7 separate regions of the Homo sapiens genome follow, and regions 2, 3, 4, 5, 6 and 7 are each linked to region 1. The links are chromatin contacts, found by Hi-C or POLR2A ChIA-PET in ENCODE. All regions are on one chromosome and are shown on one strand. The core of a region is the stretch at or near the end of the contact, and the rest is flanking DNA. Distances in the headings are between cores, read along the strand shown. Region 1 has its middle 28 kb from the start of LINC00910. Region 2 holds the start of RETREG3 (reticulophagy regulator family member 3). Region 3 holds the start of HDAC5 (histone deacetylase 5). Region 4 holds the start of PSMC3IP (PSMC3 interacting protein). Region 5 holds the start of STAT3 (signal transducer and activator of transcription 3). Region 6 holds the start of ATXN7L3 (ataxin 7 like 3). Region 7 holds the start of UBTF (upstream binding transcription factor).

Region 1 (3,530 bases), core at 1,031-3,530:
GGTACCTCATGTAATCCCAGCACTTTGGGAGGCCGAGGCGGGTGGATCACCTGAGGTCAGGATTTGGAGACCAGCCTGGCCAACATGGTGAAACCGTGTCTCTTCTAAAAAAAAAAAATAAATAAAATACAATAATACAAAAATTAGCCGGGCATGGTGGCGCGCTCCTGTAATCCCAGCTACTTGGGAGGCTGAAGCAGGAGAACCACTTGAACCTGGCAAGCGGACTTTGTGGTGAGCCGAGATCGCTCCATTGCACTCCAGCCTGGGCAACAAGAGCCAAACTCTTTTCGTGTTTATATCCTCTTTCTTTAACTCTTACAGGGGCCCCTTTCCCAAGGCTCCGCCCAGCCCTGCAACCAGTCAGAGCATGTGCTCCCCTGAGGGCTGCACCCTGGCCTCCTCGAAAACTTGCCCTTGCCGGACCAGACAGTTGAGAAATGGCTAGAGGGACGAGACCTGAGTACCTGTCTCCATGTGTGCAGCTATACAAAATATGTAATTGCCGGGCGCGGTGGCTCAAGCCTGTAATCCCAGCACTTTGGGAGGCCCAGGCGGGGGATCATGAGGTCAGGAGATCGAGACCATCCTGACTAACACGGTGAAACCCCGTCTCTACTAAAAAATACAAAAAATTAGCTGGGCGTAGTGGGGGCGCCTGTAGTCCCAGCTCCTCGGGAGGCTGAGGCAGGAGAATGGCGTGAACCCGGGAGGCGGAGCTTGCAGTGAGCCGAGATCGCGCCACCGCACTCCAGCCTGGGCGGCAGAGCGAGACTCCCTCTCAAAAAAAAGAAAAAAAAAATGTAATTAGACGTCTGTAACACATGTAATAAAGCAAGTACAGCAAGATGACTTTAGGTGATGGGCATACGGGTGTTCACCAAACAATTCTTTCAACGTATGTGTGAAAAAAAGTTTAAAGTAATGTTGGATGCCAGCTAGGTCAGGACGAGATGGGGAGGGGGAGGGGGAAGGGAGGGGGAGGGGATGCGGAGGGGAAGGGAGGCGGAGGGAGAGGGGAGGGGAAGGGGAGGGGGAGGAGGAGGAAAGAAGAGCCTCCTAGAGCTCTTCGTGTCTTTTCCGTTGTGGGTTTTTCCTCCTGAAGGGCAATGAAGCCGAAGGAGCTTTCCCAAGATTCCAGTGATTTACAGGCGCTTTTCTGTTCAGTGGTTGGCAGGCAGGGCACGGCGGGGCATGCAAATTTAAAATGGCTGCTTCTCTCGGGAGTTATGGGAGCAAAAAAGGAAAGTGAATATCCTCCAAAATAGTAACAATATTACTTACGCAGGTGTTCAGATTTGGATAAAGATACACAATCTCAACGTAGGAGAGAGAGTTATTCAGGGTGCTATCTGTCACCCTGAGGTTAGGATGTGTGGGAGAAGGAGTACAGTGGCCGATCGTTAACATTTTCGTTTTGAAAACGGTGTTGATACAGTGGAAGGCTTGTGGTGTTGCTGGCCCTTGATCGCTGGAAGGATTCCGAGGTGTAGTTTTCGAAGCGGGAGTTTTGTTCGCATTGGGCGCTTAGCGTCTGTTACTGTCGCTAACGGGAGATTGTCAACGTGTTTGCATTGGGCCATTTGCATCAGTTGGGACCGTTGTTACTGACCTCCTAGGTTGTGTGTTGCGTTTACACGCTTAAATCCGGGTTTCACGGTCTCTTAGTACTCGCGTATTTAAGCTCATCGCGCGTACCTTACTTCTACGCGTTCACGTCGGTTCGTCCGGGCCTATCAGCGCCGCTGCTTTTAAATTGGCCGTGTGCGCTTTACGTTTGCACCTTTACGTCGGATCACTGGGGTCCATCAGCGCCGTAGTTTTTGAGCTGGCCGGGCGTGCTTTCGAGCGCTTAGTTGCTTTCGGTTTCACTTGGTTGCGGCGTGACGATCATTGAGTTAAAGGTTACTGCACTCACTTCAGTCGCCATCGGTCTCCGTAATCTGACTGCCCTTTGCTATTACTTGCTTCACTCACATACGATATGCGGACGGTCCTATTTAAGTTGAGCGCCCATACTTCACTATCCCAAGTGGGACTGCTTTTTCATTTACGTGTCTCTATCCGAGGCAGTATAAACATCTTTCCATTCAAGTTTACCGCATGTGTTTCACTATCGAGAGTCGGACTGCTTTTGGATTTACGTGGCTTTGTGGGATGCGGTATGAAGATCGTTGCATTCAAGTTTACCGCCTCTACTTCACTGCAGAATCTGACTGCCGTCAGATCTGTATGACAGATTGTTGCATTCGTTTTCTGCGGGTACGTCACTATCCAGTCTACTTTTTCCATTGACGTGGCTGAGTCATATGTAGTATGACTGTCAGAGACGTTGGAACCTGAAGCGACCCCATTTTGAGTGAGGGCTAGAAAAATGAGGCCGGGACTTACGGGCCTGCATTCTCAGAAGGATATTCCTAGCTTTCAGATACTTACGGTTAAGGGAACAAATTAATGTTTACTGAAGAGACCCGAGTGTCCAGATAGCTGGATATCTGGAGAACAAAGGCGTTCCTAATTTTGCTTTAAAGGTAGTAATAGGGATTCTTGCAAAATGTAATAATTAAAGTTAATTATCACAAACCCTTGTAACAGAACACCTCTCCCCATGTGTACAAGCATTGTACCTAGGGTGGATACGTTCCTTCTCTTAGTTTCAGGAACGCCCTTCTCTGTCTGTGGAGTAGCTGTTCTTTCACCACTTTACTTTCTTAATAAACTTGCTTTTATTTTGCACCGCGGACTTGCCCTGAGTTATTTCTTGCGCGAGACCCAAGAACCCTCTCTTTGGGTCTGGATCGGGGCCCTTTTCCTGTGACGTATTTCTGGCCACCACAGATGGGACTATAGTGCTTTGGGGAAGTGTTGGGGTCCTATAACATATTTCTGGCGAATGATGGAAGGGACGATACTGAAGAAACTCCCCCAACCCAAAGGAAGTAGACTGCAGCACTGCAGTAGTCAGTAGACTGACTTTGGGTAAGTGGTGGAGTGCCCGGGTAAAGAATGGGATTGGGTTAGAGGCCCAACTTAATGGAGTTAGAGTCTTTCCTAAAAGAGAGTGGGTTAGAGGCCCCTCTTAATAAAAGGCAAGGACACTTGACCGACCTCGGGTTAGAGGCCCGACCGAGGAGGGTTAGAGGCCCCTCCCAGTAAAGCCCCTCTCGGCTAAAAAACAGGTTTGACACCGCAGGCTATGCTCTTTGTATTAGTCTGCCTCGTCCTCCTTGTCTTGGTTGCTGTCTCCGTTTCAGTGTCATTTTCAGGAGACTTCATTTAACTGGTCTTAGGGATTTTAACTGATTCTTCTCCTATGTCCCTCCCGATTTCTGTCCGTTTGCTTGTGAAACACTGGGAACCAAAAGCATTGGAGGATCCGGCTCTAAAATTGCTGATTGAGATTTGATATTTAACAGCTATGAGCAGTAAGATTCGATAGATGTGGTTGTGTTTTGTTGCTGCTGTGCTGAGTGTGATTGAGAAGCACTAGGATGGAAATCAGGGGACTTTTCTCCTTGCTGTTTTGTTTG
Region 2 (3,742 bases), core at 1,003-3,502, 750 kb after region 1:
CCTTGGCCTCCCAAAGTGCTAGGATTACAGGCGTGAGCCACCACGCCTGGCCCATTAACTCTACTTCTATGTAGCTCTGGGCAGCTTATTTAATTGCTCTATGCCTCAGTTTCCTCATCTGTACAATGAAGGTAATAATACAGGTCCATATACCCTTATCTAACAGTGTTGGGGCCAGTTATGTTTTGGAATTCAAAATATTTCAGATTTTAGAAAGGTATTATGGTATATATACTATATATTAAATAAAATTCCAGTGGGAATTTTTATTTAATCAGAAGCACGTTAATCAAATATATTAGTATTTCTGTAATAAAAGGCATCACTAATGACAGTAAGTTGGATAGAAACTATAGGGCCGGGCATGGCGGTTCACGCCTGCAATCCCAGCACTTTGGGAGGCCGAGGCAGGTGGATCACGAGGTCAGGAGATCAAGACCACCCTGGCTAACACAGTAAAACCCCGTCTCTACTAAAAATACAAAAATTAGCCAGGCGTGATGGCAAGCACCTGTAATCCCAGCTACTCGGGAGGCTGAGGCAGGAGAATCGCTTGAACCCGGGCAGCAGAGGTTGCAGTGAGCTGAGAGCGTGCCACTGCACTCCAGCCTGGGCGACAGAGTGAGACTCCGTCTCAAAAAAAATAAATAAATAAAAATTAAAAAAAAGAAACTATAAAACAGCCTGTCTTCATTGAAATTTGTTTTTGCTGATAAACTAGTTATGAAATGTCCTTTGGTTTCATGGCTTTCTGGATCCTGGAAAGGCAGATAAGGGACTGTGGACCTGTAGTACTTACTTCTAGGGTTGTTGGGAGATTTAGAAAAATTAATATATGTAAAGCACTTAGAATGACCTGGCACACTGCATTAGCTAGTGTAGGCGCTTGACAATATTACATAGTCCACTCCCTGCAGCCAGGTCTCTCCCTCCAGCATTCATACATCCCTGATCCGGTTTTCCCTCTCTTCGGGACGTCATAGAGCCTGTCCCTACCCAGCGAGTTGTGGGCCCTGCCAGGGAATAGGAAACGACCTGGGAGAATCCGCTGGCCCAGTTGTTGCCAGCTCCTCCTCCATGTTCCGACAGGTAGATGTTCTCTGGGTTGTAGAGCTTGGCATAGGGGGAGTTGAGGATGGAGTGGATCACCCGGGGTTCCAAGTCCAGCAGCACGGCCCGGGGGATGTAGTGCTCATCGTCTGCCTGTCAAGGGGAGTCCAGGAGGGGGCCCAATCAGCTAGGGCGGCCCAAGTCCGAAGTCCTCCCAACTCTGGCTCCCTCCGGCCCTCCCTCCTCAAGCCAGCCGCCTGGCCCTACTGCCCAGCGGGGTTCCCAGTACCAGGCCACTCCCTTCCCTTCCGCCCCCTTGGGCAACTGCCGCCCCCGGCCAAGTCGCTGGGGGCACCTGGTAGAAAAAGACGTCCTTGCGGTCAGTGCCCTCGGTGGCGAACTCCTCCACGATGCCCTCGGGGCTGATACCATGCTCGGCGCACAGCTGTTTCCAGAACTCGAACCCAACTGGGGGGAAGGGGCGGGCAGGGGAGAAAGAAGATATCTAGGTCCGGGCAGGTTCCAATCAGGAGCCGGGGGACTGGGCGCCTGCGTCCAGGGATAAGAAGTCAAGCCGCAGGACTCTCCCGTGTCTGAGGAAAGGACTGTACGCCAGGGACTGGGCAGGGGAGGGCCCCTCGGGGTTGGGCAAGTGGACACTGGGTCAGGGATGTCTCGCCTTTCAGAGAACTACGATTCTGGCAAGGACAGATGGAGTCCAGGATCCCACAGCGAGATCCCATTGACCCTAAGGAACCTGGCTAGCTGAGGGGCCGGAGTTTCGCTCACTCTGATTGCCGCACTGGCCCAACTGTAGGGTGATGATTTCCCTCGGCATCGCTCCTCAGGCACCGGCGTTGCAGCCGCTCCCGCCCGCAACGGCGCCGCACGCCAGCCCGCTCGCCGCAAGACGCAGGCGCCAAACAACCAGCTCCACCCACGAACTTCCTCCGCTCCAATGAGAATCGAGTTCTGGCAATGAATGGCACGTCTTTAAGCACTGGCCTTCGTTCATGCAGATTGCGCGTGCGCGGCTCCGGATGCGGCTCGGCGCCTCCGGATCCGGCTCCGCGCCTCAGTGAGGGCGGGGTACGGCGTCCTCCCTCCCCTCTGGGTGGGCGCCTGCTTGGGCCTGCGCGCAAGCGCGCTGTGGTGCGAAGCCACCTCCCCCGCCGAATCGCGCATCTGCGCAGTTGCTGTTATTGTGACTTGTCGGGCCACGGCCCCGGATGTTGTGGCTGCCGCGGGGAGATGGCTGAGGCCGAAGGGGTTCCCACGACCCCAGGCCCGGCTTCGGGGTCGACTTTCAGGGGCCGCCGAGATGTGTCAGGCTCCTGGGAGCGGGACCAGCAGGTTGAGGCGGCGCAGCGGGCCCTGGTGGAGGTGCTGGGGCCTTACGAGCCTCTGCTGAGTCGGGTGCAGGCAGCCCTGGTGTGGGAGCGGCCAGCTAGGAGCGCTCTGTGGTGCCTGGGGCTGAACGCGGCTTTCTGGTGAGAGAACTGGACCCTCGGAAACCCTCCGAGTCCCGAATTCGTTGGTTCCTCTAGGGCTCTACTTCTCGCCTGCCCTGTTTTCTTCGCTGCACTGGCTCCTTCCTGTACTTGCCTAATTTTGCCTCACCTCCTTCCACTCCATCCCGCCTGCAGGCTTCGGCACCCTAGTTCTTCCCAGGGCCGTCCACCCATCTTCTCTGCCTTACCTGTGCCCGCACCCCCGCCCCGCACATCTGGCGGGAGCTTCTGGTAACATCTTGAGCCGCTCAAGAGTGAGCGAGGGCTCCTCTTTTGAGCCCGACAAAGCTGCGTCCCTTTAAAGCCATCACTTCCTTTCTCTTGTCTGCTCAAGTGCAAGTTCTAGATTGTTTCCAGAGGTTTTAGTAGTTTATTGTTGGAGTAGAGGCGTGAAGTCTTGCAAAGGTATCCATAGGTGTGATTATAAAACAAGCTTGAGCGATTCGCATGAATTAGCATGTTATATATCTAGGAAGGAAGTTTATGAAGTCTAAGCGTCAGTGTGAGCCCCCAAAGCTGAAAATTGAAAGAAAATTACAAGCTTTTAAAGAACAGTTAGGAAATGATGACGGAGATTACACGCGTGTCAAAGCCACCTGTGATTGTAACTCCTCCCTGTTCCAAGGAATTAGAGAGGCATCCTTAGCCATGGTTTATAGGCAAGGAAATTGATGTCTAATACTGTGTGTGAGTTTTCCTGAGCTGGAAAAGTAGCACTGTAAATATGCTTTATTTGTGTGTGTCATGCTCTGTGAAAATGGAACTGCTGCTTCTCTCAGTTGTCATCACCTGAAGTGGACCTAGGACTTCATAGGATCTACCAACCATAATTTTGGATTTATTTGTAATGGAGGAGGTTCCAAGGGAACTGACTTATAGGGGGCTTTCTGCTGCTGAATGGATTAAGACTATTCTGGATAAGCCTGAAACAACAAAATATGTGTGTTTTTTAATTGTGTTTTTGCTAAAAATAGCTTTCCCCTTAAAATTTGTTTTAAAATCAAAACATTTATTATCCTTTATCTGAAAGATTTTCAGTGAGCTGAAGCAGAACAAATAATTCCAAGTTCATTGACCCGAAAACAGTGTTCAGCTATTAAGCTAATCCTCTCCCAGTTTGAAAGAGACCCAGTTAAAGGTGTCACAGTAGTCTCTGGCATTTGTGGCTTCCAGAGCCTTTA
Region 3 (3,656 bases), core at 787-3,286, 760 kb before region 1:
GTGATCCGCCCGCCTCGGCCTCCCAAAGTGCTGGGATTACAGGCATGAGCCACTGCGCCCGGCTATTTTTTTATTTTTTTTGAGACGGAGTCTCACACTGTTGCCCAGGCTGGAGTGCAGTGGCGTGATCTCGGCTCACTGCAACCTCTGCCTCCAGGGTTCACGCCATTCTCCTGCCTCAGCCTCCCGAGTAGCTGGGACTACAGGCGCCCGCCACTACACCCGGCTAATTTTTTTTTGTATTTTTAGTAGAGAGGGTTTCGCCGTGTTAGCCTGGATGGTCTCGATCTCCTGACCTTGTGATCAGCCCGCCTCGCCCTCCCAAAGTGCTGGGATTACAGGCGTGAGCCACCGCGCCTGGCCTCTTCTTCTTCTTTTGTTTTTGTTTTTTGTTTTTTTGAGACGGAGTCTCGCTTTGTTCCCCAAGCTGGAGTGCAGTGGCGCGATCTCTGCTCACTGCAACCTCCGCCTCCCGGGTTCACTCCATTCTCCTGCCTCAGCCTCCCAAGTAGCTGGGACTACAGGCGCCCACCACCACGCCCGGCTAATTTTTTGTATTTTTAGTAGAGACGGGTTTCACTGTGTTAGCCAGGGTGGTCTCGACATCCTGACCTCGTGATCCACCAGCCTCGACCTCCCAAAGTGCTGGGATTACGGGCGTGAGCCACCATGCCCGGCCCACGCCCGGCCTCTTTTTTAAAATACAGACAGTGTCTCGCCATGTTACCCAGGCTGGTCTTGAACTGGGCTCAAGCAATCCTCCCGCCTCGGCCTCCAAAGTGCTAGGATTGATGACAGGCAAGAGCCAATGCACCTGGCCCCTTTAAAACTTTTTTTTTTGAGGCAGAGTTTCACTCTTGTTGCCCAGGCTGGAGTGCAATGGCACGATCTTGGCTCACTGCAACCTCCGCCTCTCAGGTTCAAGGGATTCTACTGCCTCAGCCTCCTGAGTAGGTGGGATTACAGGCGCCTGCCACCACGCCCGGCTAATTTTTTTGTATTTTTAGTAGAGACGGGGTTTTACCATAATGGCCAGGCTGGTCTCAAACTCTTGACCTCAGGTTATCCGCCTGCCTCCGCCTCCCAAAGTGCGGGGATTACAGGCGTGAGCCACCATGCCCGGTCCCCTATAAAACTTTTAATGTCTGGATAATATTTTACTGAATGAATGTCTCCTGCTTTGCTTGCCAATTCCCTATCGATGGATATTTAGGTTGTTTTCAACTTTTCACATCATTACAAACAATCTCATGTTCATTTTTTAACATAACAACGTTTATTTATTTGGAATACATTTTTGTTAGTGGAATTGCTGGGTCATTGACAAATTGTCTAGGTCTAATTAAACATGTTCATACTGTGTACCAAGAGGAGATGTAGCGTGGATGGCACCAAAGTCAGGGAAGTCTTTCCGGCTCCTGGTCTGCTGGTCTGCCCTTTTGAAGGCCTTGGAGTGTTACAGCCATACCCTGGCCTTTCCCAGGCTTTTCTTTCCCTGGCACGGATGCAGTGTGTGCGGTCAGAGCTGGCGAGTTCGAGACTTGTCCGAACCATCCACCCGCAGCCAGGCCCCGCTGCAGAGGCTGCGGTGGCCCTCCCAGCCCCTGGGAATCTATCCCCAGGTCCCCTCCCCGACCGCGGGAGGGCGTGTTAGGGGAGCAGCTTAGGCAAGCGACGATTGCACCATCCACGTTTTGAAAAGAAAGTCCGGGGAGCGCAAGGAGGAAACTTTTACAATCCAAAGGTTGAGCCCCAGCATCCATACTCGGCCCCTGCAGCGATCCTTCCACTCCTGCTCGCTGGGTTCCGATCCCTTCCCTTCCACCCCGTCTCGGCCGAACCCTGTGCTGGGCACTGGCCCTTTAAGGAGCTGTCACGATGGCGTCGCTGGCCCCGCCCGGCGGGGAGGGCCGAGAGGCAGGGGAGGGGTTGGTGGTGGCTGCGGGCAAGGGGAAGGCGGGGGGGGCTGGGGGGGGGGTCTGGGTCTATTTTTAGCTCCGGGTCGGGTCACGTGACGGGAGTGACGTCTCCGAATGTTGTTGTTGGTGGCGGCGGCGAGCGGAGCCGGAGGAGCCGCCGCAAAGATGGAGGAGCCGTCGAGGAGGTGCTGCCGCCGCTGCCGCCGCCGCTGCTGCCGCCGCCGCCCGCGAAGCCGGAGCTCGAGCCGCAGCGGGTGAGCGCGCCGCCCCGGCCCAGATCCCATCTTCCCCGGACCCCGGGACGCGAGGCGGCGCCCCCTCCTCCTGCTGTCTCTGTCCGCGGGCTCCCAGCGCGCGCGCCGCGCTCCGCGCCCCCCTTCCTTCCTCCCGGCCCTGGGAGCCAGCCGGCGCCCCCCGGGAGCATCGGCAGCCCGTGAGCGGGACATCGGGGTTGCTGCGCGCGCCCCTCCCTGCCCCTCCCAGACAGGGGCGCCTTCCCTACAGGTAAGGGAGGGGCCCGCCTTCTCGCGCCCTGCGCCCCCAAATGGCTCGGAGACCGGCCGGGGTTGTCTGATTTGCCCCTTCCCTGGCGGCGCATGTTGCGTTGCAGAGCCATTTGAGCCCTGCACCCGGATTCTGTGCAGACCCCTCTTCGCTGGACACCCCTTTCTTGGTACTCTGAGGTGAGGGGTGCTGTCCACCCAGAGCGCTTCTCCCCATAGCTACGAACGCATCCTTGATTTTATGTCCTTGACTTCCGTGCATGAGGAGGGGGACTGCGGAGTCCACCTTACTTCTCTCTCCCATTATTCTCACCCCGTCTCCTGTGAGGCGTTACTGCGTTTGTTGCCACCCTCTTCTCCTGTCTGACACCTTGGAGCCAGGATGCGAGAGCTAGGAGATGAAATGGAGCTCCCCCCCAACCCCTTCTTGTCTTGGGTGGATGCCCCCCATTTTTCATCCTGGATCTGTATCTCATGGAAGCGGGGGCACTACCAGTGCCTTATTAACTTGGGGGGAGTCAGCTTCTCCACCCCACCCTTCCCTGGGGCCCTGGGGAAGATGAGAACTGGCTGGGTGTAAGTAATTAATCTGGGAGCTTGGTGGGGGCTGTTGAAGTGGGGAGGTTGGGTGCTTCCTTTGGGAGAGGAGATGACCACTTGATACCCCTGGCTGATACCCCTTCTGAAATGAGGTGTGTCCCTAAAGAGGAAAGGTAACAGCTGCAGTTGCTTTTAGGAGGGTGCAAAAGGGACCCATCACTCAGTCAGTGACCACCATGCTTTTGGGATCTGGGATTAGATTTGGAGCTTGGGGAGGTGGTGGTGATTGGTTTCAGTGTCCAACTGGGAGGGGAGGATGGAGCCAGATTATGGGAACAAAAGGAGGTGGGGGGGAGGGTGAGATCCAGGAGTCTTGGTCAGAGGGACCCCTAGCCAGATTGCCTTGCAGGATTGCAGTCTGGGTCTGGGTCCTGCCTTTGGCTTCCTCTTAGTTTCAGAGGATGTAGGCAGGCAGGCATGGTCTTCAGTCTCCCCAGTCCTAGGCACCCTGAGCCTATGCTGGCTGTTGAGATGCTGGGCTGGGCTGGGCTGGGCTAGGCTGGCTGGGCTGGATGGTGGATGAGCCATGTTGGGGGCTGCCTGCTTCTTCATTCCAGTCTTCCCTCCTTCCTCTCCCTCCCTAAACACAAAGCTTGGGGAGATCTTGGTTTGTCTCCTTCCTCTTTTCTTGACT
Region 4 (3,685 bases), core at 545-3,044, 780 kb after region 1:
GAGAACAATCTTTAAGAGACTGATGCTGAATGGTGTCCTACCCTTGATAGGTCTTCTCTTGTAAATCTGAGTTCTGATTAATTTGAAGTGATAGCCTTAAAAGAGGAAGCCCAGGTATGAGGGACCCACCAGCCCACCCCTATTTTTACTTCGTGATGGCCAGAACATCACCATAGTATGAGGCTACTTTCCTTCTTGTGAGAGCCCCACCATCAGTATAACTGGCACTCTTGGCTAGTATTTAGCCTGTATTTCCTTCATTTCTAATTTCTTTTTTTTTCCTGAGACGGAGTCTTGGTCTGTCGCCCAGGCTGGAGTGCAGTGGTGCGATCTCTCACTGCAAGCTCCGCCTCCCGGGTTCACGCCATTCTCCTGCCTCAGCCTCCTGAGTAGCTTGGACTACAGGCGCCCACCAGCACGCCTGGCTAATTTTTTGTATTTTTAGTAGAGATGGGGTTTCACAGTGTTAGCCAGGATGGTCTCGATCTCCTGACCTCGTGATCCGCCCGCCCTGGCCTCCCAAAGTGCTGGGATTGCAGGCGTGAGCCACCGCGCTCGGCCCTTTCATTTCTAATTCTTAATATTGTCTCCTAAACGTGCAGAGACAAGCACACGTTTTAAAGGCTAAGGAGGTTGTAGGTAGCAGAAGGCTTTAAAAAGTAGCACCTTACTCCTTCACTGGATGGTCTGAGCTGCAGGGACAGCTGCTCTTTGGCCTTCAGCTCACCTCAGAAACTAGAAATATTTATTTCAGGCTCTGTCCCATTGGCCACTGTGGTCAGGGGTGGAAAGCACCTGCCAGGTGTTGCCCTGAGATTGTCTGGGCTAACAAACTTTTCCACAAGCTTTGTGGTTGAACAGTAGCCCCCTCCTAACCCTATCGTTCCTTGGCGTCCAAACTACAGTAGGTGTCGAGTGCCCCCTGGGTGCGAAGCTCGGTATTAGGCAAATAAGGGTGGTTGCTCTCCAAGGCGCTTAGCTGTCCCCCCTTCCCACTTTTTTTTTTTTTGTTCGAGACTGCGTCTCGCTCTGTCGCCAGGATGGGGTGCAGTGGCGCGCTCATAGTGGCTCACTGCAGCCTCGATGTCCGGGGCTCTGGTGACCCTCCCACCTCAGCCTCCAGAGTAGCTGGGACCACAGAAGCGCGCCACCACTCTTAATTTTTTGTACTTTATTTGCAGAGATGGGGTTTCATATTGCCCAGACTGGTTTCGAATTCCTGGGCTCAAACGATCCGCCCGCCTCAGCCTCCCAAAGTGATAGAATTGCAGGGGTGACATGCCACTGCGCCCGACCAAGGCGCTTAGCTTTCTATTAAGTTTTCACAACCACTTTCCTACCACTATCTACTGTTCCTATTTTACAAATGACAAAACTAACCGACAAAAGAGCACTGGACCGTGGGACCAGAGCACGTCCCTGTGGGGTAACCTTGAGCTGGTCGCTTGCCCAGGGCGGCAGCGGATGTCTGAAGCGTCTTCCAATCCCAACATTAGACTTAATTCAAGGTCACCAGTGCTCAGCTGCGGCTGGAACTGGGTCTCGAAACTTGAAGGCCTTCTCTGCTACAGCCTTCGTTCCCGGGAGCAGAAAGAGGAAGTTTCTTAGCCGTGGGCACGCCGGCGCCTTCGCAGAGGCCCATGGCTTGAGGTCCGGCCCGAATGCGCAAGTTCCGACCTGAAATGAACTATGGAGTCCGGGAGGGGTCGCTTTGCTCCTCCGGAAGGCTTCCCCTTCAGCCAATCACCGTTCGAGGCCCGCCCCCGTCGCCGGAAGGAGCCGTCGCCCCGAGCAACTACAACGTCCGGCTTTCTGAGTTGGGTGGCGGGAAAGGCGATGAGTAAAGGCCGGGCAGAAGCTGCGGCGGGAGGTAACGGCGCCGTGGGCGCGGGGAAGACCCGGGAGGGCAGTGGGTGAGGAGGTCGGTTGAGTGGCCCCCTCCCCTGCCTTTCTCTCCGTAGCCGCCGGGATCCTCCTGAGGTACCTGCAGGAGCAGAACCGGCCCTACAGCTCCCAGGATGTGTTCGGGAACCTACAGCGGGAACACGGACTGGGCAAGGCGGTGAGGACCTTCTCCCGGGATTCCCTCTCCGTCGGACTCCCTGGATTCAGGCTGGGGTCGTGCCCTTTGGAGCCTTGGGCGTTTTCCACATCACTGGCTGGATTTCCCCAGACCCAGGCTCAGACTCCTCTGATTGCTCCTTCTCTCTCCTCTGCCAGGTGGTGGTGAAGACGCTGGAGCAGCTGGCGCAACAAGGCAAGATCAAAGAGAAGATGTACGGCAAGCAGAAGATCTATTTTGCGGATCAGGTGAGGAGAACTTGCGCCGATTGTCACCCATGAGAGCCCGACAACGGGTGAATCTACTCCTGGTGTGAACTCTTTGGGGACAAGGCCCCCCATGGAAAACTCACCTGTCTTAGGCCACCATCCTTAAATCAAGGTGTGTACTCCTCTTGTTAGGATCCCAACTTCACGAGGTTTCCAGATTTACAATATGATGGATGACAGAAGATTCTGTATTGTTGCTACCAAGATCCATTTCCGCTCCAAAGCTCTTATTCCTTATCATCTACATTAGCAACACCCTCTGCCAAATGATGTTCCTCCTGCCTCCATCCGATTCTCTAAACACACATATCAAATTTATATTCTCCAGCCCAGACCTCCAGCTGGAATCTGTCAGGCATTAATATCAGAGTCAAAATTGCCACAGTAGAATGCCTCATCTTCCCCCCACCCCGGACTGGTTTCTTTCTAACATTCTCCTCCCCTAATGGAATTACTCTTCACCCAAACCAGAAATTGGGAGCAATTCTTGACTTCCTTTACTAGTCAACCATCAAGTCCAGCTGATTTTTCCGTTTTTATTTATTTTTTTAATTTTTATAGAGATGGGTCTTACTGTGCTGCCCAGGTTGGTCCCAACTCCTGGGCTCAAGTGATCCTCCTGTCTTGGCCTCCCAAAGTGCTGGGAGGACAGGCGTGAACCACAGAGCCTGGCTAATTTTTCCATTCTTGAATCCACTCTCCTTTCCATCTGCCATGGTTGCTCTAGTTCACGCCCTCTTTATTTGTTGCAGTATCCTCCTAACAGATCTTGGCTCTTCAAACATATCTTAAACTCTTAAACATTGCAGTCAGAATGATCTGTCTAAATAGATCTGGTCATGCACCTTCCCTATTTAAAACTCTTCAATGGCTCTCTAGTGCTGCAAAAAACATGTAAAAGGCACCGGAAGACGCCCCAGCCAGCCTCTGGCCTCACCAATCCTCATTATTTTTCTATCCACGAACACTAGATAATTCTGGTGTGTTTTACTGCTCTGTCCTTTGCATGTTGTCTTCCCTGTACCTGCTTCTCTTCCTGGCCAGCTCTTTCTTTCCTTGAGGATTTCACTTAGACATCACCTTTTCCAGAAATCTTCCTTGAATGCTCCGAGCTAATTGTTTCTTTTTCAGGCCCTTATCTCTTTTTGTTATTGTTGTTGTTGTTGTTGTTGAGACGGAGTCTCGCTCTGTCACCCAGGCTGGAGTGCAGTGGCACAATCTCGGCTCACTATAAGCTCCACCTCCTGGGTTCACGCCATTCCCCCGCCTCAGCCTCCCAGAGTAGCTGGGACTACAGGCACCCGCCACGAAGCCTAATTTTTTTTTTTTTTTTTTTTTGGTATTTTTAGTAGAG
Region 5 (3,944 bases), core at 818-3,317, 970 kb after region 1:
AATTTTTGCAGGTCAAACCCATAGTCGCAGAGGTAGATTTTATGTGTTACTGGTGGGGAGGCCAATGAGGGAAACAGAGGCCAGCTCTTGAGAAGTCAGAAGCAGGGCAGGGTTTGAATGAATGGAACAAAGCTATGGGACGTAAAGCCCCCAAACCTGACTCTGAACCTGGTATATTTCTGAGTTTCTCTGTGATCTTGAAAATGTCATATTATGTTGTCTTTAGTTTTCTATCAGCGGATAATATGGCCTCTCCTATCTGCTATTCATGATTGTGAGAAAGAAACCAGGCAGGGAGTGTATAAGGTGTGTAAGTCCTTTGTAAGCAGTAAATCACTAAACAAATCCTAGACCCTATGTTATCAGGGAGGCAGTTGGCCGCACGGGATAGCGTAGTTACAAGAGACTATAGGCGGAGATGGGGGATATCTGTCCTGTGGTGTAGATAAACAGCCTAATCAATACACACACACTCTACAGGTAAATACAGCAATTTCCATACTGAGCTGTGTCTACCAGAGGGCAATAGGAGGTTCTCAATTCTCACCACCAGTGACCCTATGAATTGCCCTGTAGATGCCTCTGTCCCTCATTGGATATGAGGTGGTACGAGCGGTCTGAATCTGTAGACTTAGACAGGCTTCAGGTATCTGGGGAACCATGTGAGTAAAACCTTGTATTGTTTCTGGGGCTAGAATCTAGTCTCCTTCAAACACTCAGAAGGATCTGTGACTGCCTTCAAAGGTTAAGAGTCATTGATTTTTCTCACTAGAAATTAATAAGAACAGCTATCCTTGGGGAGAAGGAATGATGGGGGTAGGGAAAGATTTTCATTTAATATTTTTGACCTTTCTGAACGGTCTGCATTTTCTAAACAGGAACATGTATTAGGTTCATTGAAAAAAAATATGTCAGGGGTTAGCTGAGCAGTGAGATAATGGGTCCTTTTTAGATTTTTGTCTTTATACCTGTTCGTATTAAACAAACACAAATATTAATAACATATTTTTAAAGACCCAAAAAAATAAAAATTAAAAACCCTGATAGTATCAGCACATACACAGAAATCACTCCATTATGCAAAGTTCATCCTCTATTATGAAAGGCAAAATGTCTACATTTCCTATCAACCACTGGCTTCAATTCAGTAAAACTTGCATACCAAGTAGGCAAGGTGGAAAAGAAAAAGGCAGAACATTTCATGTATTTCAATTCAGACGCATAAAAATGTCAAGCCCTACACGTTATCAGCTTTCGTATACACCGTCTTCTGCATTCGCCTGTACGGGCCAATGGGCTAGCTGGTCGGCGTTTGATGCTTGAAGTGATGGAACGGAGTACGGGGTTAAATCCACTACCCTCTCCCCACGCACTCTAGTAATTACTCTATTTCCACGTCATGTTTCCGGGTGTGTGTGTCCCTGCTCACGCAGAAACTGAAGTTCAAAGCAGGCGGAGTCACCCATGTTCTTTTTGTTGTCCCCAGAACCCAATTCAGGAGTTGGGTCCCCAGAGGATCTGGAGATACCTGGGGACTATCTAACTAGCTGATTCCCGCGTGGTAAGAGGCTCTCAACCTCGCCACCACGTGGTGCCAAGGGCCGGGAAAAGGGAGAGCGGGCAGGAGGGAGCTGTATCAGGGGCATTTAAAGTGCCTTGACGTCACGCACTGCCAGGAACTCAGCTGAGTTTTCAGCAGGACATTCCGGTCATCTTCCCTCCCTCCCCCCGGGCTTCTGTGCCCAAGTCCTCGGCTCTTCCCTCGCTGTGGCGGAGGGAGGAGCACCGAACTGTCGGAACAGCCAGCACAGGGGCGTATCAGTCTCCTCTTGGCTCCGCCCTTTCTCCTAGCTGCTCTCCTCATTGGTCAGTGGGCGGGGCTTCGGCTGTACCGCACACGCACTGGGACCTCTGGGTGGCCGAACGAGCTGGCCTTTCATGAATTATGCATGACGGCGTGCCTCGGCCAGGCTGGGGCTGGGCGAGGATTGGCTGAAGGGGCTGTAATTCAGCGGTTTCCGGAGCTGCGGCGGCGCAGACTGGGAGGGGGAGCCGGGGGTTCCGACGTCGCAGCCGAGGGAACAAGCCCCAACCGGATCCTGGACAGGCACCCCGGCTTGGCGCTGTCTCTCCCCCTCGGCTCGGAGAGGCCCTTCGGCCTGAGGGAGCCTCGCCGCCCGTCCCCGGCACACGCGCAGCCCCGGCCTCTCGGCCTCTGCCGGAGAAACAGGTGAAGGGGGTGCAGGGTGGGGCCGTTGGGGAGGCCTGGGGACCCGGGGGCTCCGCAGCGGCAGGGGGCCTCTGGGACCTTGGGGATGTTGTGATGGACGCTGCAGTGGGGCCGGGAGAGATGAAGAGACGCGGAGGGTCGCCCTGAGGGAAGACTCTTCGGGATGACAGGAGCGGGCCTCGGAAGGGACTCGGGGCGCTGGAGGGAAGTTTCGTTCTTCGGAGAAACAGAACGCGCTCGAGGGGGCACCGTGGGGCGAGGGCGCACTCGGTTGCGGCGGCAGGAGTGAGGGACAGTCCCCCGATTTCCTGCTCCCTGGGGCCCTGGGGACGTTCCGGCCACCGGAGCGACTGTCACGCCGACGGGGATCACCGGCGCGAGTGGGGGGTCGGAAAGCGCCTCCTCCCCGCCCGGTCGGCGGCTCCCGCTGAGCCACTTCCTCCGCTTGCCCTGTTCCCGCTCCTTCAGGAGACAGCTGTGCCCTTTTGGAGGCAGGAATAGGTGTGTCTGTCGCCTGCAGCCTTACGGGCTGGCTGGTCGTGGGTAGGCTTTATTGCATAAGAATCAAGTTTCCTGTAGGGAAATTGACAGACCGGTACTCTTTCTAAATTCCCTCGCATCTTTTTCTAGGTTAAATTATGCTCCCCCCACGTCCCCGCCTTGTAAAAAAGAGAAAAAAAGACAAAATAAAATCCCCATCAACCCGTCAAGCCAGCTCTAGAGAGAGAAATAAACCTCTTGACATTGTCCTTTTCCAAATACCTGGTAAAGTCGGCCAGAAGATAAATAATTGAGCCATTGCATTTACTGGATTGTGGTGTTGCTTAATTGCATAGGACGGAATGAACCAATTGAGAGTGGGAGTTTTCTGTCTCAGAGCCAAGATCTTGGGTAAATGCAGAGGAGAGGGAAACAAAGACAGGCTGGCCTTGAAAAAACCATGTGTGCAAACTTTACATGCATTTGGGGGGTGTGGTTGCACTGAAGTTAACAAGATTCAAACCGTCGCCCAAGTTGGTATTTCCATGTTTGGTACACATCACTCTGTGCCATATCAGGTCGTTGTTAAGTGTGGTGACAAAATCAGTGGTTAGTCATTTTTTTAATTAAAAATGTGTATAGTGTGTACCTGCTGGTCTTACTGTATGTGCAACTAAAGGTTTACATAGTCTGTGTATGGGTTGTAAATTTTTGGCTGGCTGTGCTGATAAAGCATTGGGCTTGAATAAAGCAAAGCAGAAAATCATCTCAATCTTTTATATGTGGATTTAGACTGTGTTATGACTTGGTTCAGCCAGTTTTCTATCTTATTTTATATTAAATATGTCTGTGTTCTCTGAGTCAGCACATTTATTTCCTTATTACATGTTCCAGACAGGAGTGCTAGCCCAGTTTTTGTTCAGTTTGCACAGTGGGATGGGGAAACAAGTCTGGAATTTAAAAAAAAATGTTTTAGAGGTTGGAGCCTTGATTTTAGTCTCTATATTAGCACATCCATCACAAAGAACCATTAGTAAATTCATGAATCTTTTGTTTTTTATGTAGTTCATTTGAGAAGAATAATCACTTAGAAATATCCACAGTGCCAGGCATGGTGGTGCACACCTCTGATCCCAGCTAATTGAAGGCTGAGGTGGGAGGATTCCTTGAGTCCAGGAGTTGAGTCTGGTCTGGGCAACATGGTGAGAGGCCAGGAATTGGGTCTAGAGTCTAG
Region 6 (3,715 bases), core at 1,182-3,681, 840 kb before region 1:
GTCTGTACTAAAAATACAAAACTAAAATTAGCCGAGCGTGGTGGCGTGCGCCAGTAATCCCAGCTATTCAGGAGGCTGAGGCATGAGAATCACTTGAACCCGGGACGCAGAAGTTGCCGTGAGCTGAGATTGCACCTGAGTGACAGAGCAAAATGCTGTCTAAAAAAACAAAACAAAACAAAACAAAAAACCTACTGCTTCTAAATTATTCTCCAGACCATACTCCAGCATGATCCACTAAAAATATAAGTCTGGTGAATGATTCCCCTTGAGGACTCCTCACAGCTTACAGGCTAAAGCCCACAAACTTTTCAACACCTACTTTGCTTTGTCCTGTATTATCCAGCCTGCTCACCTCCTGCTGCTCTGCCACCCACTCCTCTGTTCCAGCTTGATCCATGCTTCTGAAGCTTCCAGTTGGGGATGTCCAATGCCTTCTTGGCCTACCTTCACCTGGTTCATCTCCCTCTATAAGAAGTTTTTCTTTTTCTTCTTTTTTGTTTTGTTTTGAGACGGAGTCTCGCTCAGTTGCCCAGGCTGGAGTGCAGTGGCGCAATCTCAGCTCACTGCAACCTCCGCCTCCCGGGTTCAAGCGATTCTCCTGCCCAAGCCTCCCGAGTAGCTGGATTACTACTATTGCCTAAGCCTCCCGAGTAGCTCCTGGGATTACAGGAGCCCGCCACCACGCCCAGCTAATTTTTGCATTTTTGCAGGCTGGTCTCGAACTCCTGGCCTCCCAAAGTGCTGGGATTACAGGCCTGGGCCACCGCACCCTGCCCAAGAAGCCTTTCTTGACCAACTCTCTTACATCATTTGATGTCTCCTTTTGTCTACCTCTGTTTTCTCTCTGTTGTTTTCCTCACACTGTTTTGCAATTATTATCCTACCTATCTATCCACAAGACAGTGAACTTCTTGAAGAAGCACAACTGTCTTATATCATCTTTTATCCCAGCACCTGGAGCACCGTGAGAATAACAGCTAAGATTTACCAAGCACTTACACAGAGCTAAGAGTTTCACATGCACTGACTTGTTAATCACTACAGCAACGCAAGGAGATAGGACTATCATTATGCCCACTGACAACAGAGGAAACTGAGGCACAGGAAACTCATTTGCTAGGCCCAACGATTTAAATTCAAATCAGACGCCTGATCTGAACTACTCTGGAATATCGCCTCAATAAATGTTTGCTGTTTCTCGGGAGAAATCGGTGAGAAAAAAATAAGTATTTGCTGAAAACTAAAAACCAAAGATGGCTCCAAGTATGTGATTACAGACTATCCTCCTTTTTAATCTTATCTCTTGAGGGGAGAGGGCTGTCACACAACCGTTCCAGGACACCACACACAGAGTAACCGAGATGAAAGCGCCAATCCAGCCATCCACCGCGGCTGGGAAAAGGCCTGTCCCTTCCTAAGGTAAAGAGGGACTGAGAGCGTGAGCACAGGGACACGCTGCACCCAGGGGAACAGCACTGGGTCGGGGGAAGGATCTGGCCAGTGACAAGGAGGCTGTCTGGAGGGGTGGGGGTCCAGCGTGGGTTCCGGAAGCAGGAAAGGCGAGCAGGTGTGGGATCTAAATTAGGACGAGGGGCGGGGAGGGCGCTCCGCGCAGAAGGGCGCAGCTCGGCCTCCGACCTCAGCAGCGGACCCTCATCTCGGCCGCTTGTTGGTCCGCAAGCCTGGAGTGGGCTGAGACCCGCCCAGAAACCGGGAGAACTGAGGCGCGGGCGAGCCCCTTAGGCTCCACAGGCTTTCCGCCCCGAGGTCCTAACTGCGCCCCACTTCAAGTCTGGCCTCTTCACAGAAGTGGCTGCACGCCTCGGGGTAAAGGGGGGAGCGGAGGGTGGCGGGGGAGAGAGCGGGGAGCCCCGAGGGAAGGGCGGGGGAGCCTGGGCCGGAAGGCGTCCCAGGCTCGGCTGGCAGCCGGCGCTCTCTTTCGACGCCACCCGCTGCCCCCGCCCCCGAGCCGGCCGGGACGGCAAAACGTCTCCGCCCCCAGCGCACCGCGCACCTCACCTTGAACGCCGCCCCACCCACCCCCATCTTATTGGTCCTCCCGGGCCGAGGCCTCCCTGCGATTGGTCGGGGAGGTCCGCGAAGGCCCCGCCCATCTCTCCGCCCCCGTCCCCGTCCGCCGGTACTTTGGACGGCGGCGTGGCGCCCCTCCTCCCCTCCCGGTCCCCGCCCCCTGGAGCAAATGCTGCCGAGCTGCGGCCGCGGGGCAGATGCACGCGCTCGGGCCCTTCTAGCAGGCGCGAGCAGTCGCTGGGCGCGCGAAAGCGAAAGAAGGAAGAGGAAGGGAGGGGGAGGGCGGGGTGTTGGGGAGGGGCGGGAGGAGGAAGAGGAGGAGGTTGGAGCGCGCTCGCGCTTGGCCTCGCGCCCGCGCAGAGGGAGGGGGAGAGGGGCGCGCGCGCGCACGCTCGCGTTCACGCTCGCTCCATCCATCCATCCTCCGGTCGCGGCACACGCGCGCGCGCTCCGGGCTCGCGCCGCACCCCCCGCCCGGGAGAGGCGGGCTGGAGTGGGGGGCGGGGGGAGGGGCGCGCGGACGGCGCGCGGACTGCGCGCGGGCGGGGTGAGGTGAGGAGGAGGAGGCGGCGACGGGACAAGAAGGGAGGGGAAGGGGCCATGGCCGCCCGGTGAGGCGGCCAGGCGGGGGGGCGGCCCGACCCCCCGGCCCCGGGCCCTGGGCCCCGGGGAGAGGCGAGGACGGACCGACGGACATGGGGCTCCGGAGCAGCCGCCGCCGTCGCCGCCGCCGGAGGACGCGGCCCTGAGAGGCTGCCGGGCCCCGGCGCGGCCCCCCGGGCGGGGTGAGTACGGGACGGAGACGGGGACGGGGACGGGGGAGGGGCCTGTGGGGGGCGGGGGGCGGGGCCCAAGGCGGGGCTTGGGCCCCCTCCCCCCAGGTCTGGGTCAGCGCCCCTTCCCCTCCCCCCGGGCCGACGCGGAAACGCCCGGCTTCCCCCAGCTTCCCGGCCGGGCCGGGGCCCCTGGCTCTCCCCCGTCTGGGTCCCCCTTGGGCGGGGCAGGGCCGGCCGGGGAGGGGGCGCGGGGCCTTTGTTAGGGAGCCAGGCCCCAGCCCCCGGGACAATAGAGACACCCTCCCGGACTCCTCTCCCCGGCCGGCCGGGGCTGCTGGCGGGCGGGGAAGGAGAGGGGCTGGGACGCGTCCCACTCTCTGGGGGTCGGTCTGTCCCGGCCCGGCGCCGGCCCCGGCGGCTCGGCTGTCCTCCCCCCAGTCGGTATGATGCAGCAGCAGTGCCGCAGGGACGGGGGAAGAGCCGAGGCCCGGCCTCCTACCCTTCCCAGTGCCCCCGGCTCATTCGTCAGTCCCCACCCCACTCTAGGCCGGCAGCTCCTGAAACTCGTACCCACCGTTCCGAGGGGCCCTGGGTTGTGGGTTCTGTGTCTGAATCCTTGGGTGGGGGTTCCTGGACTTTGGGGCTCTTGGAGAGACTTCCGGGCTGGTCCTGAGGGAGGGCGGGTGGTTATTTAAAGGAAGAACAGGTAAGGGGAGTGCCCGCTCCTGGCGTGCCACCCTACCAGGCTCTTCCCCCCCACCCCCCGCCGTTCCTGCTCATGGTGGCTAGAAATGTCCCTTAGCTCTAGGCTCCTGTGGGCTCTGCTCCCCTCGTGGAGTGGCAGGCTGATTTCAAGGGAAGACAGAGTGGGGTGAAGGTTGTAGGGTCCTAGGGCCATTTCTACT
Region 7 (3,705 bases), core at 809-3,308, 860 kb before region 1:
GAGCTTCTTTCTCGCTTTTTTTTTCCCTGTAACTACCCCCCCCCCCTTTTGCTTCAGGGTTGCAAAAGCAAAGAGCAATTAAAAAAAAAAAACCGCGCACACACTCAGACACACACCAGTGGCGACAGGGGAGAGTTGGAAAGACGCAGGAGAGAAGCAGGAGGCAGGAGGCAGCGGGGATGGAGCAATGGGAGCGGGAAGCAGGCAGGTTTCCTTGCAAATCCCCCTCCGGCCTCACGCCGTCTCGCCGGCCCCGGCAGGGGAGCGAGGACCCCGGCGAACAGATGGAGGAGTGGAGCTCGCTCTAGGCAGCTGGGCTTGGCCGGAGAATGGAGGAGCCACCAAGCGACCGGCTGATTGGAAGAGAAACGCAGAGCGATGGAGGCGGGGTAGGAGGACGATTTCTCTGCGGGGACTGGCGGCGGCGTACACGCCCGGGTCGGGCGCTGCAGAGCTTGGCTGGCTTTCAACCCGCGCTCGCCGGCTCCAGCCCCGCGCGCCCCCACCCCTAGCCCTCCCGGCGGCTCCGCAGGTGAGTGCGAGCTGGGGGCAGAAATATCCAAAAGTCTCAACATGCCCGCCCTGCAAAAAGAAAAAAAAAAGACGAAAACCATTTTTCTTTAAAAAAAAAAAATTTTTTTTGTGCAACCCCTAGAGCAGTGGGAGGGAAGGGGTGAGGCTGAGCCGCCCGGAGGAGGCGGAGGGGCCAGGCGAGGCCGGGGTGGCCCGGGAGGCGGCGGCGCCGAGGCGGCTCTGACGGGCAAGCGCTCGGAGCGGCGCTGCGCTGCGCCGAGGCGGGCGGGCGGGCGGGCGGAGCGGGGCGGGCGGAGCGCGGCGCGTGGGGCTCGCCATTAGCCGTCGCTCCGCTTCGCCATCTCGGGCTTTGTCTGGCGACTCGCTGCCCCGGCGTCGGCTGCAGCGGAGCTGCGGCTCGACTGTTCGGCCCGCCGTGCTCCCAGGTGCCCCCGGCCTGCGCTCCCATCCACACGCTCGGTAAGTGAGCCCGGGAGCCGCGGATTTCGGGGGAGAGGGGTTGCTACGAGTGGCGGCGGCGCCGATCTTCATGCGCCCGGGCAGGCCTGGAGAACCATGCCGGGCTGGATTGAACCGGCTCCCACAGCGGCCCCTCCGCCGGAGCCCGTCGTTCCCTTGCCGTTTCCGGGGTGTAAAGAGCAACGGGGATTTTTTTTTTTTAATGCAGAGGTTTTAGTTTTCGGGTTTTTTTTTAAGTTTCGTATGTGCCGTTCGGCAAGGAGAGGACCGCGAGGTAGGCACCGAAGCTGGACGCCGCGATCGGCGTGCGTGCGCCCCAAACCAGCGGCCACGCTCCGGGGGATGAGGGTGGGCGCGGACCGCTCGCTCCGGGAGGCGGGAGAGAGCTGGCCTGGAAGCCCTAGTCTGAGCTGGGAGAACTTGGGGGAGAGCTCCGGAGCAGGGCTGTGGGCGCCCCCCGAGCCTCCCCGGACGCCGGGGGCACCTCCGGGCACCCTCTCCGCGGCCGCACCTCGGCCCTCCCTCGCCGGCGAAGCCTGCTAGTTCCCCCGCGGGTCTGGCGAGGTCGCTCTCGGCGCCCGCCCGCCCGCCTAGGCTCCGAGCCCCGCCGCCATCCGGGCGGCTGCGTGTCTCCCTGCCCCGGCCCCCCCCCCCTTCCCCGGCGGCGGCAGCAGCAGCAGCAGCAGCCGCCGCCGCCGCCAGCACCACCACCACCACCCCCCTCCCCTCCTTCCTTCCCTCCGCCTCGGCCGCCCGGGTCCCCCCAGCTCCCGCCCCTCCTCCCAGCTGCCCCCCGCGGAGCCCGCCCGGGCAGGCTGTGGGAGGGAGCGGAGCCGGCGAGGCGGGCGGGCTGGCGCTCGCTCCCCGGGGGTCGGTGTGCGCTCTACGGGGAAGGACGCGCTCGCTGCCCCGCTTCTCCCGCCCCCCCTCCCGCTCCTCCTCCTCCCTTCTCCCTCCTCCTCCCCGCTCCGGCGGCTGAGGCTGCGGCGGCGGCGGGGGGTGTGCGAGCTGAGGCCGGGGCCGGCGGCGGGCGGGCTGCCTGCAGGCGGAGGGCGCTGTGCTTTGTGCTTTTCGCCGCGAGGAGCAGCAGGCAGCAGCCACAGCCGCCGCCGCCGCCGCCGCCGCCACAGCAGCAGCAGCCGCCGCCCCAGCGCCGCCGCCTCGCCCGGAGGAGGAGCCGCTGCCGCCGCGGGAGGGAGCTGCGGCTGTGCCCGGCCGAGCGGGGGAGGGCGCCGCCACTCAGAGCCAGGGAGGGAGCCGCTGGAGCGGGAAGCCCGGAGGCCGCGCTGCGCCGGGTAACCGAGGCGGCTGAGGACGCGCGCTGGGGTCGGGGCCGGACGGCGGGAGCGAACCGCGGGGTGCGGTGGGCGCCCAGCGGGGACCCGAAGCGACCACCGAGCAGGCGACCGGGCGCGAGCAGACCAGGGCACTTGGGAGGACGCCGAGAGCCGGGGGAGGGGAAGGCAGGAAGCGAGGCCTGAGCCGAGCCCCGGCCGCTGGCGGAGGAGCCCGCGCTTCTCGGAGCCGGCAGGCGCAGTTCTCCCCGGCCGCCGGAGGGGGCGGCGGGGCCGGTGAGCGCTGCGCCCCCGCCTCCCGGCCGCCGTCCTCCCGCCCTCTCCTTGGCTCGGCTCCCCGGAGGCCGGGGCGGGGGCGCCGGCGGGGCTGGGCCGCAGGCTCGGGGGAGGAGGCGGCGGTTCCCGCCGCGGTCGCGCCTCTGTGCCGGGCTCCTCCGTGCGCGTCGGGGTGGCTGGGCGGTGGCGGCGCCTCTGGCCGGGGTGGGTGGCTCGGGGGCGGGGGGCAGGCTAGGCCGCTTCTCTCCGGCTGCTTGCCCGCCTGTGCGGGCGGGGACGGCGAAGGGAGCCCGGGAGGGGGGAGCGGCGGGAATCCGGATCCGGTCCCCGGGGGCGGTGCGGCCGCTCCGCTCCGGGGCTGGCGGCGGCTGCGCTGCGTCCGGGTCCCCGCCGGGTTGCGGAGGCGGGGGGAACCGGCCGGGGGGAGGCGGGAGGAGGAGACTGGGGCGCGTGCCCGCTTCCGTGGCCGCGCGCGCCCTTTACCCGCCCTTCCTCTTCCCCCGCCCTCCAGCCTGGGGCCTCCCCGGGGCGGGCGCTCCGAGGAGGAGGAGATTTTTTCTTTTTTTTTTTTTTTGGCTGGGGTTGGGAAGCGGGGCGGAGGGCGGGCGCTCGCTGCACGCGGGAGCTAGGAGCAGGCCCTCGCGTGGCCAGGGGAGGGCGCGCGCCGCGGAGCCGGGCTGCAGGGGCTGGGGGAGGGGGTCACGAGGAAGAGGAGGGGCGCACTCCCATTCCCATAGACCCCTTAAGTCTAATAAGGTCATGGCTGAGTCTCTCAGAGTGTGGACCTGCCCCCTTCTACTCTGGGCGGTTAGAAAGTCGTTAGTCGTTCACCTCTCAGCCTTCCTGAGTGGGAACTGGTATGTCTTCCAAAGGGTGAGGTGGCTTTGACCCCGGGTTGCCCGGCCAGCACGACCGAGGAGGTGGCTGGACAGCTGGAGGATGAACGGAGAAGCCGACTGCCCCACAGACCTGGAAATGGCCGCCCCCAAAGGCCAAGGTAGGGGCATCCACCCCCGGCCCTCTGAAACTTAAACCCTCTTTCCCTCGTGGCTGCGGGGCTCACTCCCTTCTTCAAGGGCTTTTTCAGTCTGCATACACTGAACTGGGGGAGAAAGTGCCTTGAGTATTTATGAATCAAGCA

What was found. Hi-C counts contacts between places; a loop is a spot of excess contacts on that map. ChIA-PET counts read pairs that join two places held with the same protein, here RNA polymerase II (POLR2A). Pooled maps may share reads with other maps.
Region 2: a pooled map shows a loop between it and region 1 (8-fold over the local background). The contact joins the promoter of RETREG3 here to the enhancer-like site in region 1. A Hi-C loop is called at or near these places in 7 of 50 pooled maps. POLR2A ChIA-PET finds 5 or more read pairs at or near these places in 7 of 52 experiments (CD4-positive, alpha-beta T cell, CD4-positive, alpha-beta memory T cell, PC-9 and 4 more).
Region 3: a pooled map shows a loop between it and region 1 (5-fold over the local background). The contact joins the promoter of HDAC5 here to the enhancer-like site in region 1. A Hi-C loop is called at or near these places in 7 of 50 pooled maps. POLR2A ChIA-PET finds 5 or more read pairs at or near these places in 3 of 52 experiments (AG04450, CD4-positive, alpha-beta memory T cell and activated CD4-positive, alpha-beta T cell).
Region 4: a pooled map shows a loop between it and region 1 (5-fold over the local background). The contact joins the promoter of PSMC3IP here to the enhancer-like site in region 1. A Hi-C loop is called at or near these places in 5 of 50 pooled maps. POLR2A ChIA-PET finds 5 or more read pairs at or near these places in 3 of 52 experiments (CD4-positive, alpha-beta T cell, OCI-LY7 and activated CD4-positive, alpha-beta T cell).
Region 5: a loop to region 1 is called in a map of B cell, with 8 times the contacts of the local background. The contact joins the promoter of STAT3 here to the enhancer-like site in region 1. A Hi-C loop is called at or near these places in 2 of 168 maps with a recorded cell type or tissue (B cell and naive thymus-derived CD4-positive, alpha-beta T cell) and 7 of 50 pooled maps. POLR2A ChIA-PET finds 5 or more read pairs at or near these places in 10 of 52 experiments (CD4-positive, alpha-beta T cell, CD4-positive, alpha-beta memory T cell, CD8-positive, alpha-beta T cell and 7 more).
Region 6: a pooled map shows a loop between it and region 1 (6-fold over the local background). The contact joins the promoter of ATXN7L3 here to the enhancer-like site in region 1. A Hi-C loop is called at or near these places in 1 of 168 maps with a recorded cell type or tissue (naive thymus-derived CD4-positive, alpha-beta T cell), 1 of 37 single-sample maps with no recorded cell type and 6 of 50 pooled maps. POLR2A ChIA-PET finds 5 or more read pairs at or near these places in 3 of 52 experiments (CD8-positive, alpha-beta memory T cell, Caco-2 and activated CD4-positive, alpha-beta T cell).
Region 7: a loop to region 1 is called in a map of naive thymus-derived CD4-positive, alpha-beta T cell, with 8 times the contacts of the local background. The contact joins the promoter of UBTF here to the enhancer-like site in region 1. A Hi-C loop is called at or near these places in 1 of 168 maps with a recorded cell type or tissue (naive thymus-derived CD4-positive, alpha-beta T cell), 1 of 37 single-sample maps with no recorded cell type and 5 of 50 pooled maps. POLR2A ChIA-PET finds 5 or more read pairs at or near these places in 5 of 52 experiments (CD4-positive, alpha-beta T cell, CD4-positive, alpha-beta memory T cell, Caco-2 and 2 more).

Annotation. Positions count from the first base shown.
Region 1 is chr17:43,359,246-43,362,775 of GRCh38, reverse strand. No RefSeq gene overlaps it. Among named protein-coding and RNA genes, the nearest start is that of LINC00910, 28 kb to the left of the region's middle. RefSeq lists silencers at 953-1,052, 1,503-1,562 and enhancers at 1,813-1,992, 2,038-2,733. Within about 2 kb of position 2,280, at least 38 of the 41 ENCODE cell types and tissues checked have a DNase peak (open chromatin) inside an H3K27ac peak, as active enhancers do; they include B cell, CD4-positive, alpha-beta T cell, CD8-positive, alpha-beta T cell and 3 more, where a contact is called at or near this core.
Region 2 is chr17:42,607,884-42,611,625 of GRCh38, reverse strand. RETREG3 (reticulophagy regulator family member 3) reads left to right here and starts at 2,252. Exons shown (of 9, transcript NM_178126.4): 1 at 2,252-2,540. The coding sequence starts at 2,302. It overlaps TUBG1 (tubulin gamma 1), which reads right to left and starts at 1,943. Exons shown (of 11, transcript NM_001070.5): 1 at 1,840-1,943; 2 at 1,406-1,518; 3 at 1,036-1,203. The coding sequence starts at 1,888. RefSeq lists an enhancer at 2,261-2,370.
Region 3 is chr17:44,122,021-44,125,676 of GRCh38, reverse strand. It overlaps HDAC5 (histone deacetylase 5), which reads left to right and starts at 2,036. Exons shown (of 27, transcript NM_005474.5): 1 at 2,036-2,173. RefSeq lists enhancers at 29-528, 1,675-1,834 and silencers at 1,925-1,984, 2,055-2,154, 2,205-2,344.
Region 4 is chr17:42,575,838-42,579,522 of GRCh38, reverse strand. It overlaps PSMC3IP (PSMC3 interacting protein), which reads left to right and starts at 1,794. Exons shown (of 8, transcript NM_016556.4): 1 at 1,794-1,870; 2 at 1,962-2,062; 3 at 2,221-2,310. The coding sequence starts at 1,837. RETREG3 (reticulophagy regulator family member 3) reads left to right here. Exons shown (of 9, transcript NM_178126.4): 9 at 1-8. RefSeq lists an enhancer at 1,443-1,532 and a silencer at 1,833-1,882.
Region 5 is chr17:42,386,565-42,390,508 of GRCh38, reverse strand. STAT3 (signal transducer and activator of transcription 3) reads left to right here and starts at 2,067. Exons shown (of 24, transcript NM_139276.3): 1 at 2,067-2,230. RefSeq lists an enhancer at 1,347-1,616 and silencers at 2,137-2,416, 2,647-2,726.
Region 6 is chr17:44,198,600-44,202,314 of GRCh38, reverse strand. It overlaps ATXN7L3 (ataxin 7 like 3), which reads left to right and starts at 2,431. Exons shown (of 13, transcript NM_001382309.1): 1 at 2,431-2,819. It overlaps ATXN7L3-AS1 (ATXN7L3 antisense RNA 1), which reads right to left and starts at 3,475. Exons shown (of 2, transcript NR_184071.1): 1 at 3,385-3,475. RefSeq lists enhancers at 1,052-1,589, 1,590-2,128, 2,854-3,409, 3,614-3,715 and silencers at 1,783-2,582, 2,683-3,292.
Region 7 is chr17:44,218,028-44,221,732 of GRCh38, reverse strand. It overlaps UBTF (upstream binding transcription factor), which reads left to right and starts at 2,058. Exons shown (of 21, transcript NM_014233.4): 1 at 2,058-2,288; 2 at 3,437-3,561. The coding sequence starts at 3,504. All of the region lies in intron 1 of ATXN7L3-AS1 (ATXN7L3 antisense RNA 1), which reads right to left. RefSeq lists silencers at 622-841, 1,352-2,041, 2,168-2,332, 2,092-3,111, 3,162-3,331.